Linked DNA regions of Homo sapiens: region 2 is linked to region 1. The links are chromatin loops, found by intact Hi-C in ENCODE. Cell type or tissue: HepG2. All regions are shown on one strand.

Evidence for each region. Peaks named below come from ENCODE experiments on the same cell type or tissue, not always from the same donor. Only the 100,000 strongest peaks of a DNase experiment are listed, where the experiment ranks them.
Region 2: it touches region 1 in a loop (5-fold over the local background); 9 of 110 quality-filtered maps call a loop at or near these places.

The regions. Positions count from the first base shown.
Region 1 is chr11:31,638,271-31,646,270 of GRCh38, forward strand. All of the region lies in intron 7 of ELP4 (elongator acetyltransferase complex subunit 4), which reads left to right. Among named protein-coding and RNA genes, the nearest start is that of ELP4-AS1, 130 kb to the right of the region's middle. RefSeq lists silencers at 5,591-5,885, 7,597-7,797 and an enhancer at 7,254-8,000. In HepG2, a CTCF peak has its summit at 3,402 (motif pointing right); a DNase peak (open chromatin) is centred at 3,411.
Region 2 is chr11:31,824,296-31,832,295 of GRCh38, forward strand. All of the region lies in intron 1 of PAX6-AS1 (PAX6 antisense RNA 1), which reads left to right. PAUPAR (PAX6 upstream antisense RNA) reads left to right here and starts at 2,272. Exons shown (of 1, transcript NR_117094.1): 1 at 2,272-5,008. RefSeq lists an enhancer at 1,521-2,945. In HepG2, no CTCF peak of the experiment used is centred here; no DNase peak of the experiment used is centred here; H3K27me3 peaks cover 5,303 bases.

The DNA.
Region 1 (8,000 bases):
AGTATTGCCAGAGTTTAATGTACTTGTCTAGAGAACAGTAGTTGGTAAACTATTTAGCTTTCCTTTATTCAACCAAATTTCAGATTTGAAACTAGCCTATAGCATATTTTCATTTGTCATCATTGACACTTGATCAATTAATAGCCTTATTCAATTTTTGTCATATACCCACTGTTTTATAATAATTTGATCTGTAGAATTTTTTCCCAGCTATCTCATTGAAGAAAACTATTACCAGCATGTTAGCTTATACCAAGGAAAATTCATTTTCTGACGAAAAGGAGGGAGAAAGGGCCTTTTTAAAATATGTCTCTTGAAAAATGAATGAGATTTTATTTAGTGTGTTATTTTAATTGATGTGTTTTCAAATTAATCTTCTATAACATTAATGTATTAGAGCTTTGAACCTACTGAAGTGAATGATACAGTATGTTTCTATGTAGAGAAATTCAGAACAAACCTTTTCACATCCATAAACTTTTTTGTTCATGCTGAGTATTTTAGCAGCTAAACTCTAAGTCTAGCAATGGACCGCTTTAGAACTAACCACTAATATGGGATTATGAAATGTGGACTCCAATGGCCTTGTGAATTTCTCTCAGTGTGAAATCTTTTATTCTTAAAACAAGAACTAAGAATAATTGCATGGTGAAGAAAAATATACTTTTGTGAGTTTACAGCTATAAATTTTGGGAAAATATTTTTTATCTAATTGTTGATCTAAGCATAACACCACCTTCAGTCATCTAACTTTATTTCAAATGATCTTTTTAAATGCACTTTATTAAGAAGAATAGTTAGGGATGAAAATTACAGATTAATCTCTTGATCATAGCTACAGTTACTAAAGGATAAAGCCAGATATTCAGAGTGTCATTTTTTATGAATTCTTTTCTTAATCAGAATATTCTTAACTGAGAATCTGCCTTTAATGTTTTCAGATCTTCTTAACGACTCTGAAATTGATTATAAGAAATTTACGTATTTAAGAGTTTAAAAAGAAGCAGTTTTTAAAATGAACTAAATTATATTATATCCATTTCAGTTTTACATCATATTTATCAAATTCCAGTGACTTTGTGTCAGTATAGTAAGTTGTAAACAGAATCTGTTTTTCTTTAAAATAACAAATAGTCTGTGTTTCAGTCCTTCTACCATAGACTTTGGACTTATAATTCTTACAGCTCAAGCTTTTTTTCTTGTTTCAGACTACACATGCTGATACCCGGTTAATTTTTAAAGTCACATCATAGCTTGTGTGCGTTATACGTATATATTTAATTTACTTTTTTGGACAAGGATGATTGAAACTTTTTACACAAACTCTAAATTATCTATAAAGTTCTGTCTATATTAAGCATAGTAGTATATGTATAACTTTGTCTTTGTGTAAATATGCATATTGAATAAGAACAGGATATATTTTAAATCGTCAGTAAGGATATATTTTAAATTGTCATTTTCATCTTTAAAAGAGAAGTACGATTCAGAAACCTTTCATTACACTTAATCTAACCAAAACATATTCAGTAAACCATAAAAAAAATTTGGTTTAAAATATTTTTCCTTTCTCTAAAATAACTTTGTGATGTTCTTGTTCATACTGTTATTCATTCTGTAGTTCCTATAATGGTAGTAGTTATTAGCTAAAGGGCTATTTAGGGCCAAACTTTTCAAATGTATCAATGATATAAATAGTGAAATGTCTCATCACGGTATGGAGATTGAGTCATCTGTTTGGACATATGGAATCTTTGGCTGCTGGACTGCATCATCTTTATAATGCCCAGTGTCCAAGGATGGACACAACTGTTCTGGGAGCAGAAGGGGGTGTGGGGAGCCCTGTGTGTTCAAGCTACATGAATATGGTAGGAGAAAAAGAGGGGAAATGATCTTTTACATTATTTTTATCATAAACTATCTTCTATATCACTTTTTGTGTATAGAAAACAAGTACAACTTTATTTAATTTTTCATTTATTTTACAAATAAAATTACTAAATTTTTTTCTTTGGCATTGTAAGATATCTGAAAAATACCTGTGAGAAAACATGAGTTTTGAATTATTCCTATTTATATACTTGGTTACGTACTTTCCCTTAAAGAAAGATTACCGTCATCAAATGTGAATGATACTTATTTTTTAATGTTGAGACCAAACATGCTTGTAAACAATTACAATTTAAAGCTGTTTAAGTACCACGTCAGATATTATGTCCTAGTGTTATGTTTTATCCCTTTCCTATTAATTACATTATTATTGCTATATGAAGAGTTCTTGCTTCTTTAATAATGTTTTCGCACCCTATGTAGTTAATCTTTAATGTTGGGAAGGACAGGGGAGAGATTAAATTAGGCTTGTAACCTCTTTTTCTTCCAGGCTGATGATAGAAAATAAAAGCTCTTAGCCACAAAATGTAACACTTAGAATTAATATTTAATTAGACTAGCAAATTGTACACTGTGGCTGAAAGCTTCCAAAGAGTTGTTAGTGCCACAATTGACCTACAGGTTTAATAATAACTCACTTCTAGAAGCAAGTGCCAGTTCAGCATAGTAGAGCCACTGTAAGAAAGTCCTGAGAGATTAAAATCAGCAAACCAAATGGCAGGCAAGGATTCCTGGGATGGAGCCTTCTGGAAAGCTGGGAGCTGGAATAGCTTTTAAGCCAGGATTCAGATGAGAACAGTGGGTGAAAAAGCTGATCCCTCCTGTTCTGGGAGCTTCTGGTTGTAGGCCAAAATCTTAGAACAGATTTTTACTAAATGTTTTTGCTGCAGCTATTAACTTACATTGAAAATCAAATATTGAATAATTTTTCTGTAAAATTTAGCAAACTTTTTGTGTCAACATTAGTTCTTAATTTCTTACATATTAGTACATAATATCTGTAAACTCAGATCATTAGATTATCAGATAGGTTTGGCGCTGTACATCTATGCTGTTTTGCTGTGACATGCTGTTTCCTTGTTCCCTGTATAGTTGATTTATATGGTTCATTTCTATATTATTTCATTACGGGGCATTATGCAGAGCCTGAGAAAGAGATTGTGAAGTCTGTAGCCCAAGAATTTTTTTTCTTCAAGAAAGTGTATATATCAACAAACATAATTCAAAGGCATTCTTAATTTTTAAAGGCCTTATATTATAAAAGCAATGCTATATTTTATGTTTATGATGCACTTAAATTACAAGATAAATAATTTGACCTCCTGGTGAAACATTGGATCTTTATATTTTTGCCAAATTGATCTGGTGAAAATAAGACACCCTGAGTTTGAAAATGCGCAGACTGAAAGGGGGGCACCTTACATAATTTATTGATAGTATCTTAAATAATTAAAGAAAAGCTAGTCATTTGTTCAAAATTCAAGCAGGTGAGGACCTTGCCAGCAGAGGGAGTAGTTCTGTCTTCCGTCAGGTTCCCATCATTTTCCCACCTGCCTCAGCCTTTTTCCCAGCCAGTCTCCCATCTGGACCTGGCTCTTGTCAACCTGCTCCTGATGACAGGCTATAATTTTATACTCAATATGGGATTATTCTAAGCTGATTTTAAACTTTAGTATCTTTAACCTGCTACTGCATCACAAACATCAGCTGGATGCTCTGTTTGATATTTGGATATTAGCAATTGTTTTTCAAGGCAGGGCGTGAGCTTTTGGACATCTGTGAATTGCATTTTAGGGTTTCAAGTATCAAAGTACTAAAAAAAGATTTCTGATTTAGGAAGTTTCCCATAAAACATTTTTAATCATGAAAGACAAATTTTTCTGTGGGTAGATTTCTTAATATGAAACTAGATGTATAGTTAAGAAAAATGCCTACAATTAATTTTGAATATTATACCATTATTCTGTCCAGCCTATTCATTTCAGTATTTTGTTCATCCCATTTCTGACTTTTCAGAATATGTAAGTTTTTGTAATGTTTTATAGAATAACTTACTGAAAAAGAAACAAAACTAATATAAATAAATGTTCTGCAAAGTATGTTTATTTGAATATTTGAAGCCAGTGTAAATATAATATAAACAATATTTCTGAAAGTAAAACAATGTGTTCTTAAAAAAAGTCTCAATTATAAAGAACCAATATTTTCATATCAAAATTTAGAATATTGAGTATTTGACCATGTAGAAAACACAAAAAGTTGTGGCTCCATTGCCTATTCCTAGTAAAATTTGATATCTTAGCAGTTTTTTTCACCATCAAGGTTAGGAATATTTGCCATTAGCCCCTTTGTGGATACGTTTTGAGCTTTAGGATAAAGAACCAAAATATGTTTGTTTTACAGTTTTCCTATGTGAATATTACTATATGATGCTAGGCAGATAATGTTACATTTAGAATTTTTTTAATTTACAGAAGTTCCTCTGTATTCTAAAATTAACCATGACTTGAAGTTCCGTGTTAAATCTGGAAAGATTTAATCTAATACCGTCATCAGTTTATTACAAATATTCTAAATTTCATGATTATGAACAGAATTATTTTCCCACTATCAAATATTTTTTAATAAAATAAAAATCTAATCCACAGAAGCAAGTGACAACTCTGGAGGAAGTGGGACAAGTTTGTAAAAAGTTAAAAATGTAGTATAAATAACTTTTTATTATTTCACAGTCTTGATTACTGTAGAATGGAAAACCTAATAAGCATGGAAAAATAAATGTCTTATTAAATATCCCCATATTTATCCTTGGATCCAAGCTTATTTTTTGGATTACAGAACAAAGAAAGGTCTTAAGTTCTCCTATATTCATGTTCTCTGCATATCATTTTTCAGAAAATGTTATAAATTGAACTGTTGATTATGACATACTTGCTTTTCTTGTGGGTACTCCCCTCCCCGCTCTCTCCCAACACACAACCACTACATCATGTATTATGGTCAAACGTAAAGTAACTTAAATATTTATCTAAGTCTTCAAAATTAACTTAATAGTGCTTTCGGGCTATTATAGCCCCAAATCTGTTATTTGTGCCATACTCAAATGAGAGCTCTTCCTTTCATATTATTTTTCCTATCTTTCTTAAATAGTATAGAGTAACTCAGGAACTTGCTCTTACTTGAGGCGTTGCATAAATGCTTTATGTTGATTGATTTACCCCTTTCAAGCTTCTTGATAATTAAGTTATTGGTTAATTACTTCTTAATCCTCTTACTAAAATTTTTTCTGGAAATATATTTTGTGTTCGTACAAATTGCATCTTTTATACTGTTGAGATAATTAGTTTTGGGAAAATAAGGAAATATTGAGGGTTTAAGGTATTCTGATTGTTACTTGGTAACTCTAAGTAGATATCTGAACCATTTTTATTAGAAAATTGTAGGAGCTTTAAATGGCAGTGATTAAATTTTTATCTCTTAACAAAATTCATAGTTTTGACTTTAAGAACTTTGATCTGAAAGGGAGCATTAAATTAATCTTCCTTAATTTAAAATCCATTTAACAGATTTGTTTTACCCTAATAAAAAATGTATTACCATTGTATAATGGCAAACAGGAAACACTCTATGAAACCAAACAGAGAACAGTCAAAACAAATACTCTGAAGGTTTTTTTTTGAAATTAAAATTGAAATACAAAGGTAGAAGACTGGACAATCTGATTTGCTTTGCTTATTTGCAACACCATTTGACATATTTTAAATTTAAATGATTAATTAAATTATGTTGCAACAGAAAACTTTAAGAGCCCTTTATGTAACTTAATACAATGCTATTTGAGATTGCCAGCAAACTCTTAAAACTCCTGGACACTGGCTTTCCTCTCTTCTGGCTTCCCTCCTAGTCATGTCTTGGCTACTATCCAGAGCTGACAACTCTCACCCAGGAGCGCAGGGAGATTTGTCTAGGATAAGAAGGATTTTTGAGCCATCCTACATTTTAATATCCAGATGGGCAAGGAGGAGGGGTGGCAATATCATTGTACATACTTGGGTGATGTCATTATAACATACATACACCATAAGCATTAATTTACCCAGATTGGTGAATTCTGAATGTCCTTACTGAAATGTTCCGTACTGGAAACGATATTGTAACAACTTGAAAATTAATGCAAAGATTATGTTCAAATTTAAGTAATTGACGTACAAATGCCTCTACTTCTCCATTTCTATCTATTAATATATACTGAAGACCAAAGGGGTTTTACATCTTGGTGAATAACATAAAAACACTTGGAATCTGTTAAAATGAGAATATGGATGTTCCAGTTTCAAGGCCTCTGCTCAGATCATTATGCTAAAGCTTTCTGAACACTGCTGGTTATATTATGACAATTTATTATCCATAGTGTATTCCTGCTAAAGTGAATTGTGATTATTATGCTTTTATGGGTTTTTTAAGCTGTTAATTTTATATTCTTCTAAGTAAATTCACCTGCTTTTATCTAAAAGACCATTTAGTATTAATATTATTATTTGAAAGACTTTTTGACAAGAATGATTTTAAGGTAAGATTACATCAATAGACCATATTCCTTATGAAGCTTGGAGGTGCAGAAGTAATCTATAACAATTTTTTTAACTTTTTAAAACACATACGTTTATAAGCCCAAATATCTTTTATGCTCCTACACATAACTAGAAGGTTGAATAAGTTTATAGTAAAAATAAACATTTTCTCAGTCAGAAACTTAGATGTTATTCTTATGTAATTTCCATTGCTTTTTATTCTATAAATGTTTTTCAGATATCCCTACAACTTTCACAATTAATCTGGTCTGCCACATTATACAAATAATTTTGCAAAATAAATGTGCAGAAAGCAGTAAGATCACTGTGAAACTATATAACTAATTTTATGGTAATAGTATGATGAAAAATTATTCTTGTACTAATACTTTATGGAAGTTTTTTCAATAGACTCTTGTTTATAGTTAATGACTATGATGCAAACCTGTGAAACTTAGAAATATAATAAATGAAATACATGAATGAGTTTCTGGAAAATTGTGAAATCTAGGCTGTGCATATTTTTCAGTTAGAATTCACTAGTTTTCCCTTTCGAAGTGGATAACTGATTTTTTTAAATCTCCCACAAACTACCTTTAAAAGACTTATAAAGTTGATAAACATTATAGGATGTAAAATGGTTTATTAGTAAATGTTAAGATTAAATGAAAGAAGTAAATCCTCTTTGAAATAAGCAAATGTCAGGTTGACCATTTAAATACACAGTACTTTGCTTATGTACTATCAGAATGGAAATTTATCTCATCTTTAAACCTTGCAATTTCTGTTATTCATATAATTGAGAAAGTCCTAGTTTATATCACTGAAATCTTGAATAGATGAGTTCTAACAAAAATTGACTTGTATCATTTTAGTTTCAGATATTTAGATAAAAAGGCTTAGTCTTTTATTTATAGATAAAAGGAAATCTGACCTTTTGATTAAGAAATATTGTCAGTAGCCTTTATAAATGCTTGTTCATCTGAGGGTCCATGACAGGAGTACTCTTCCCAGTTGAGTTTATCCTAAAAATGAAATGATAAGAGCCTGCTGGTTATTATCCATGATTCTTCTTAATGGGGGAGCCACATGGTTATTCTTCATCTCCCACTTGTTCTCACCCTTTACTACCAACCCAGCCACACCCCACCCCCACCCCAACATTGTTCAGTACTCAGCACAATGAATCATTTTCAAGTTGACTCATTGTGAACTGTATCCCAGCTGTTGGAATGTCTGGCAGACATTTTTGTTTGGGTGAAGAATAACTGGCTGAAACCCAACCTGGATGAGTTTGATATAATGGTCTTTGGCTAAAGAAATATTGAGAGGAACATGTTTATGGCCTCTGAAGCCCCTGTTATTCCTGGAGTAGGACCATCCCCTGTGGCACAGAACTGAAAGTAAGGAATCAATCTGGATTATTTTCTCACCATTGAATGAAAAATTGCCTTAGAAAAAATAGGCATTTCCAAACTATGTTTTTCTATACTTAGTGTGCCCACGTGATTGAACATATTAAAGACAATTAAGAATAAT
Region 2 (8,000 bases), 190 kb after region 1:
TGCAGGTGCTAGGCACGGGAAATGGCGTCAGGCCCCAGCAGAACGCTTCACAAAGAGGAGAGGGCTAGCTGTGTACAGGGCCAAAAGAAATGAAGCCCCACATAAAATTACACCTTTTTTTTTTTGCTACAAAACCTGGTTCTTATATAGCAAAGTTAAACAAAGCAGCTATGCTAAATTAGCGTTACATAAAGGCGAGTTTAATGCTCGGTTACAGTCAACTGGTGTATCTCTGATGGCTAATTGTCTATCAAAATTAAAGAGAAAAGAACAAATGATTCGTTATAAGAAGGTGTTAAAAGCCTCAACAAAAGGACATTTCACAAATATAATATCGGCAGCTCCCGGATTGCCTGCGGGGTTGTTCAGGCCCCGGGCCTGCACAGCTATGAGAAGTGGGGTGCAGGGTGCTATTTGCCCAGCAAAAGCTCATTTCCTCCCAAATGAGTATAATGAAAACCCGAGAGGCGATATTAGTGTAAAGATCGGGATTAGTCCAAATAGGAGCCGCGGACTTGGGCTTCAAAGGCGACCCCTACTCTTTTTGCCCAGTCTGGGGGCGGAGGGCGCTCGAAGGGATACTTCAAGGACACCACATCCAACTTGTCGCAGCCCCACGTTCAGGCACAGGAGGGAGCGAACATTGGGCAGAGGGTAATTTCAACAAAGGACGGCAGGCTCCGGGGATCCCGGCTTTTCCCTGAGTTCTCTGGGTTGGAAGGAGAGGGTCCGGGCTCTGTCGGAGGAGTGGGTACAGCCCAGCACATGCTTTTCTGACGCGCAGCGCTGGCCTGGGGAGTGGGTGCAGCTGCTGCAGCCAGCCCCCACCCCGCCCCAGGCTGGGAAGGACGCAGAGTATAATACGACGGCCCCCTTCCCCAAGGGGACACTAGATCCAGAGCTCCAGGCATATTTGTTGTTCAAAGTTAATTATACCTGAAAGCAACCAAAATGCGCACGCCAGGCCCACGGAGGCCGATTGCCGACCAGCGTAGCCGGCCCGCAGCGCCAGAGAAGCCGCTCACTCCGGCGGAGTCTCTGCAAGAGAATCTGAGGCTGGGGAATAAAAGCCGAAACTAAATCAGGCAGCAAGAGTAACAAACCATCTGGAAAATGGACCCACGGAGCCGCAAGAATGTACTTTTTTTTTTTATCCTTGACAACTTGTGTCCTAAAGAAAGTGTATTGAAGATAATTGAAATGATTACAATTCATTGCTGCCTGACTTTGAATATGAACAGTCACATAATGACATCCCCGCCACACAACAACAGTTTAATTTCCATTATCCGACTTCGGGATCCTAGCGCCAGCCGCCGGGGCAACGTGGCGCTAATGCAGAAATCTTGGCTCCTGCCTGCATTATTCATTTCGGGGACGTGGGGATGGGATAGGAGTGGAGAGTGGGTTTCTTCCCCTCCCCCGAACTTATTCTGAAAATCCCGGGGACCAATGGACACCGAGGAACCGAAAGCCGAGAGAATAGCTGTCAAGGGGCCACTTTGACCGACGGGGCTGCGGTCGACGGCGCTCCCCGGCTGTCTTTTTGTCCCAGGGGTTCCCAGGCCCGCAGGGCTAGGATCCCCCAGCTCCCACCCTAGTCAGTCCCAGTCAGGGAGGACCTAGGCCAGGGCCTCCTCCCAAGGCTGTCATCTGGCGGGGCAAACGCTCTTCTCTCATTCCTTCGTCTCCCTTCCAGCCCTCGCATCCTTTCCTTCTTTCTGCTTCAGAGCTCTCAGGCTCGCGTGCAGGGCGGGATGGGCCCGGATCGGGGGCCCCTTCGCAGATTTGAAAGTTGCCTCGGCCTTGATCTTCTCCCAGCCTCCCTGCTGGGGACTCACCCCCACATCCCGCTACCCCCCGGGGAAAAGCGAAGAAAGCCAGAGTCTCTTTGCACGGCGGGGACGCTGGCGCTCACCTCTGGGCGCGGCCTCGGTGGAGCCTCAGGGCCAGGGCGGGGTGTGGCGGGGTGTGGCCCGGTGGGGTGAGGGAGGGACCCGGGGTGCAAGCCAGGCCAAGGCCTCCTCAGTGCGCAGGCGCCGTTCGGGCCCGCCGCCCCCTCCCAAGGCGTGGGGTCCCGGGGACAGACCCCGAGCCCCTCTCTGCGCAACTACCGCCTCTAAAAAAAAGACCATCTGGTAATTGTCTTTCTTTAGATCTTCCCTTAATTATGCTTTTAATTAAAGATGGTTCAAGGCACCGGACCACATGAAGGGCAGTAATTACAAATTACATTACAAACCCGACAGACGTAGCAGGATCTGCTGGGAAAAAGGTACCGGAATAAAAATTTGACTAAAGTTTGGGATAAATTAATCGGTGGCTTGAAGAACAGTAGCACATTTCTGATTATGTAGGCTCCAGCCAGGATTTAAGTTTTGTGTCATGATTGTTTTCATATTTCTTTGACATCTATTGATTTGGAGGCAGCTGCAAGCCTTTGTCACAGGAGAGAAGAGCAGTCACAATATATTAGCTTGATGGCATAACTCGAACCGGAGAAGCGAGGGGAGCCTGAGTGACTGGGGCGCACATGACCCCCCTCCTGGGGCCTTTGGGCTCAACCCTTACTTTTAACTTGTTCTAACAGGAATAATGGAGTAGTACTACTAATGCATGGTCAGAAGGGGCTTTTCTGTCTAGAACGCAGGCGGCGGGAGTTGCACCGCCACAGCCCGGGAGACCAAAGAGTCTCCACTCCCCGCTCCCGGCGCCTCCTCGCCGACCGGAGCCCCGAGCCCAGTGAGCCCAGCCGGTCCCACGTCGAGAGGCGCTGGGTTGGGAGAAGTTCTGCTGGTCGTGGGCTCGGCCCCCAGGCGCCAGGCCGAGTGCCCACCTCGGCTTCTTTAGGGGGCCTACAGCGGGCAGCCGAGCGGCTGGCGGACCCGGAGCTTGGGAGGCGACCGCCAGGCTGGTGCCCGGCCTGACCCGGCGTTCGCGGCCGCCCGCTCGCCCGCCGCGGGCCGGGAGCGTACAGGAGTGTGACGCAGATTGTGAAAACAGAAGGGAGGGAGTTGGGTCATTTCCTTCGCTAATCATCGCCCCCTCCTGCTCCTCCTCCCCACCCCCATCCCATCCTCGCCGCCACCCAGCCTCGAACTCTCTTCCTTGCCAGAGTCTGCCTCACTTTGAGCCAGTGGCTGCACTTTATGGAGAAAATATATGTGCCCATCACTCACCCATCTATTTGCAGCGTCCATGGAGCGCCTCGGGGAACACGCATGGACAATTAAACACACCCACTTACGGCGGGATGATGAGGCTTTCTGTTAACCACATGTGTTCAGAAATGGATACAGCCCTAATTTTGACACGGAATGCAGCTAATGCACCTTGCTATAGATGTACGTCCGTTGGAAAAGTGTGTGATGGGCACCTGATCTACACCAAGAGAACAGGGCTGTCTGCAGAAGACCCAGCGGCCTGACACCTTTTCTTGTTGCCGGGGAAGGAAAGTTTTTCTTTTGATTTGTCCTCTCACGATTTTTCCCTTTTCCTTTGCATTACAGTTTCAGAGAGGAATGTAAATATTTTGACTAGACCTCTGCAGGGGCCTTTTAAACACCAGGCACAATCATCTGTGGAATACTGTAGTTCATACTTTCAAAACTTGGGTGTTAAAGAGTCTGTCTTGCTGAGGAAACCCATAGAACTAGTGGCGACCTTTCAACTCCCTATTTGTGTGATGAAATGAAGTATGCCCTAGTGATTGTCGAATTTTAAGGACTTGTTCTGTCACTGCTACTTTCCGATCGTTTGCAGGGAAGAAAAATCAATCAAACAGACCTTTGATGGGGTTGTGGCAAGGTCACATTTCACTGTGCTCCAGGCTTACCTCTTCTTAACGCCCCTCCCTGCTGTGGAGCGTGTGCAGGTAGTATGCAAAACTCTAGAAATAATATTTGAAAAAATTAACACCTTGTTTATCTCTTCTGTGTATTTGATATAGGGGTTTCTTTCTTTTCCTGTTTTGGTGTTTAATACAAGGCTGATATATTGGAACAGAATGCAGACTTCAAAGAAACTAAAATTAGGAGGCAAATAGCGTCAAGGTTTCCTCGGTTTCTGTATGTAGTACAAATAGTATAGCGTCTTTTCATCCAAAAAGAAGCAAAAATTGCCAGGAGGCATAAAGCATCTCTGAATATCCGTTTTTTTTAAAGAAACAAACATTTCCCAAATATTGATGTACGCATGGTTTTATAGTCTGAAAATATTTCTAGGCACAAATATGGCATACAAACATTCGTTTCAACTCTGTCGTTGTTGTTAAAATGACAGTAAATTATAGTTTATTTTAAGATACCTCCCTGTTAATGTCAGTTGAGGTTATTTTAGGGCCTGGATGCTCTAGGAAGACCACCTAAAATGTGTTTATTTCTCTGCCCAATTCACCTATAGTGTAAGGAGCATTTTATTTTATTTTATTTTATTTTATTTTATTTTATTATACTTTAAGTTTTAGGGTACATGTGCACAATGTGCAGGTTTGTTACATGTGTATACTTGTGCCATGTTGGTGTGATGCACCCATTAACTCGTCATTTAGCATTAGGTATATCTCCTAATGCTATCCCTCCCCTCCCCCCATCCCACAACAGTCCCCAGAGTGTCATGTAAGGAGCATTTTAAATAAAATATTTTGGGCATCCTTAAGTCCTTTTTTAAAAATCCAACATTCTACAATTGTGACAAATAGGCTGAAAAATTTTGTTTTGTTTATACCAAATTCATTTTAATAAAGCATTTGCTGAGATTTTAATACAACAAATGCCAACAAAATGCATCAGAGTAGAAAAAAGAAAATATTTTCAGAATTGCCTATAATATTGCTTGTGATCCTAAATTTTTTGATGCAAGGAACTTGAATTTTTCAGCTAATATTATTCTGTTTTCTTATTCTGTGTTTCTATTAGAACACTCACCTATGCTCTGCTTCCCTTGCTGTCTTCCCATAGCTTATGTGTGCACTATGAATTTCAATAAATATAAATTACTGCTTAAAAGAGTAAAGAATGGCTACTTTATGACTCACTGTTCTCTCCTTACAATCTGCTCAAAAATCTTTTTTACAAATCCCATTGTAGCTACTTCCCCTCAATTCCACGATGAAAGTGAATGGCAAATGCCATTCAATTTAGAGGAACTCAAGCACAGAGAATATAAAGATGTTGTTCAAAGCCTCCCTCAAATCTATCTGTAGGCTTACAAACAAAATGAGACTGGAGGCAACATCAGTACACATCTCCGACTCCATATGAGGTTACTTGAAGCTTTGGGGTTCACTCTGGAAACAGAAGACATGCATCAAGGTATGTGTTCCTTAGAGACTGACAAGCAACAGTGGACCTCAGGAGAAATAAAACAACTCATGCTCTCAACTGCCTCTGATTTGCAGACAAGGAAGAGTTTTCTCTAATTTTTTTTTTTTTTTTTTTTTTTTGCCTGCATTACTTTTTCTGTGCTTGGTGGCTAAACCAGAGAGCAGTCTGCAACATTTTGCTTTTGGGGATTTCCTGTGGCTTTGCCACATTCCCTGGAGAAACTCATAAAGTCCTGGAGTCTATGGAGGGATTACAGAGAGCCACAAACATCATTCTTCCTCTAATCCATCTGGGGCAGATACAGTATTGATAACAACCTTTCTGTTACTTGACAGTTTCAGACCATTCAGATGAGAACAAATAATAGGAATTTGGTAGTGGAGGTGGGGAAAATAGAGGCAATTGGTATAGTCTTCTGAGTTGAAAGGACTGGTTTCCATTCCAAAATCGTGGAAACAAGTACAAAATTAAACACTTTCCATTCAATTCTTTGGAAGTGATTTCTTCTGTCTTTGGTTATTGTAGTGCATTTGTGTTGGGGAATTGATGCATTTATTTACTTTGTCCCTAAGACAAGACAGTGCTCAGTTGCTTGCATTTTGTAGCTTCAGTTTGTTTGGCTCTCCCAGCTTGAACCTACTATGTTAGGTAATAAGGAAGCCCATTTGCATTAGATAATAAGAATCAGGGACAAGGCAGACACAATGCTGATTAAACAAGGGCTCATATCCCATTTTGAGAGCTCCCTGATAACCAGCGCCACAATCACATTGGTAGGTCAAGCAAAAATCTGAAGATAAAATCAATGTCAGTTTTCTGTCTTGGTGACAGACAGCGACCCACCAGAATTATATCCAGTAAATCCTGTTATCAAGTTCCTCACTGTCGTTGATGAATTCACTTATGCTATGGGTCAGAGATTATGCTGTGGCCACCACCTATGTGATGATGTCTACGGCATCCCTCACTTTGACACAGACTTACACAGAACAATACGCTAACAATTATAGCTGTCCAACTTCCTGGTCTGCTTTGTAAGGTAAGGGCAGTGAAGACACTGGGAATGTTCAAGTGGAATCTGGGGTGTGGGGAAGACCAAACCTGCATGAAGGAGTGGTTAGGGAAATTAACTTACTTCCCAAACTGTATCAGGGCCAGAATCATCCCAGAAACATTTATTTTATCTATTGGTTATTTATTAAATAATTTAAATATGATTACTTGTCAAAATGAAAGTACATTCATGTGGTTCAAAATTCTGAAGTTCAGAAAATATTTTGTGAAAATTCTTCATATCCAGTCATACAGCCACCCCCTTCTTACCTATTGAAAGCAACCAACACTATCAGTATCTTATGTATAGGGGAGCTTTAAAAATATGGAATTCCAAGGCCTACTTAATGAGACTCTTTGGAGACAGAGGCTTTGCTATTGGTGTTTAAAAAAAATCTTTCCAGATAAGTTTGTTGATATGTGGGCACTTAAGTGATTTTTAGACTTCTTTCAAACACTGAGATTTTATGGAAATATATAATGTAATACTACTCGTCCCCTACGTTCCTACAATGTGTGTAAAGTATTTTCAAAACTAGTATATATTTTTTTCTTTTTGCAACCCTGTAAAATAGGTATTATTTTCTGCCCCCTTCCCATTTTTCAGAGAATGGAAACTTCTGAAAAACTCTCAGAAGTTTGGACAACTTGACGGAGGTAACTCAGCTAGTAAACAGCAGGGTCAGGTAGCATCATTCAAGGCCATGCTAGGACCTAAGTGCTTTTACTTTGAGCTTTACCCCACATCACATCAAATGATAACATGACCCGTACTTCAACATAATTATTTGCTATAAACTGTTTTAAAATAATTTTGATAAATTTGAAGTTCATTAGGAATGAATTATTCATTTCATTTTTATGATTAAACTTTACTACATTTATACATGACATGTAAGTTGAGTTGCAGCTGGTGTGTTGACATGATGTCAACGCTTTTAGTCATGTAAACATTTATCAATGCTGACTCTGTGTGTGTATGTGTGTGAGACAGGGTGTTACTGTGTCGCCCAGGCTGTAGTGCAGTGGCTGTAATCTTGGCTTACTGCAACCTCCACTTCAAACGACCCTCCTACCTCAGCCTCCTGAGTAGCTAGGACTACAGGCATGCACCACCATGCCCGGCTAATTTTTAAATTTTTTTTTGTAGAGATAGGGTTTCGCCATATTGCCCAGGCTGATCTTGAATTTCTGGGCTCAAGCGATCTGCCCACCTTGGCCTCCTAAAGTGCTGGGATTACAGGAGTGAACGCTGCACCTGGCCGATGCTGACTTTAAAGTTGCTGCCATTTTTTTTTTTTTCATATTTTGGAGCTACTAATTTTGGGGATAAGGGCAAGAATTCAAATATCTTTTCAAGCTTTTGAGGAGCTTGTAGGTTTTAGGTTCTATACTTGAGGTGCTTGTTTTAGTTAGGTTAAGGCTAAATTTCTCTAACAAATAGCCCCAGAAAAAATTCAGTGGATTAAAGAGAATAAGAGTTTATTTTCCTTTCATCTAACAGTCTGAGGTGTATGTTTCAGGGTAGCAGGCAGCTTGCTTTATGTAGTTTTCCAGCCATCTAGGATTCTCTATCCCTTAGGCTATTGCCTTTATCTGCATGAACCATAGATTCCTCCAGGT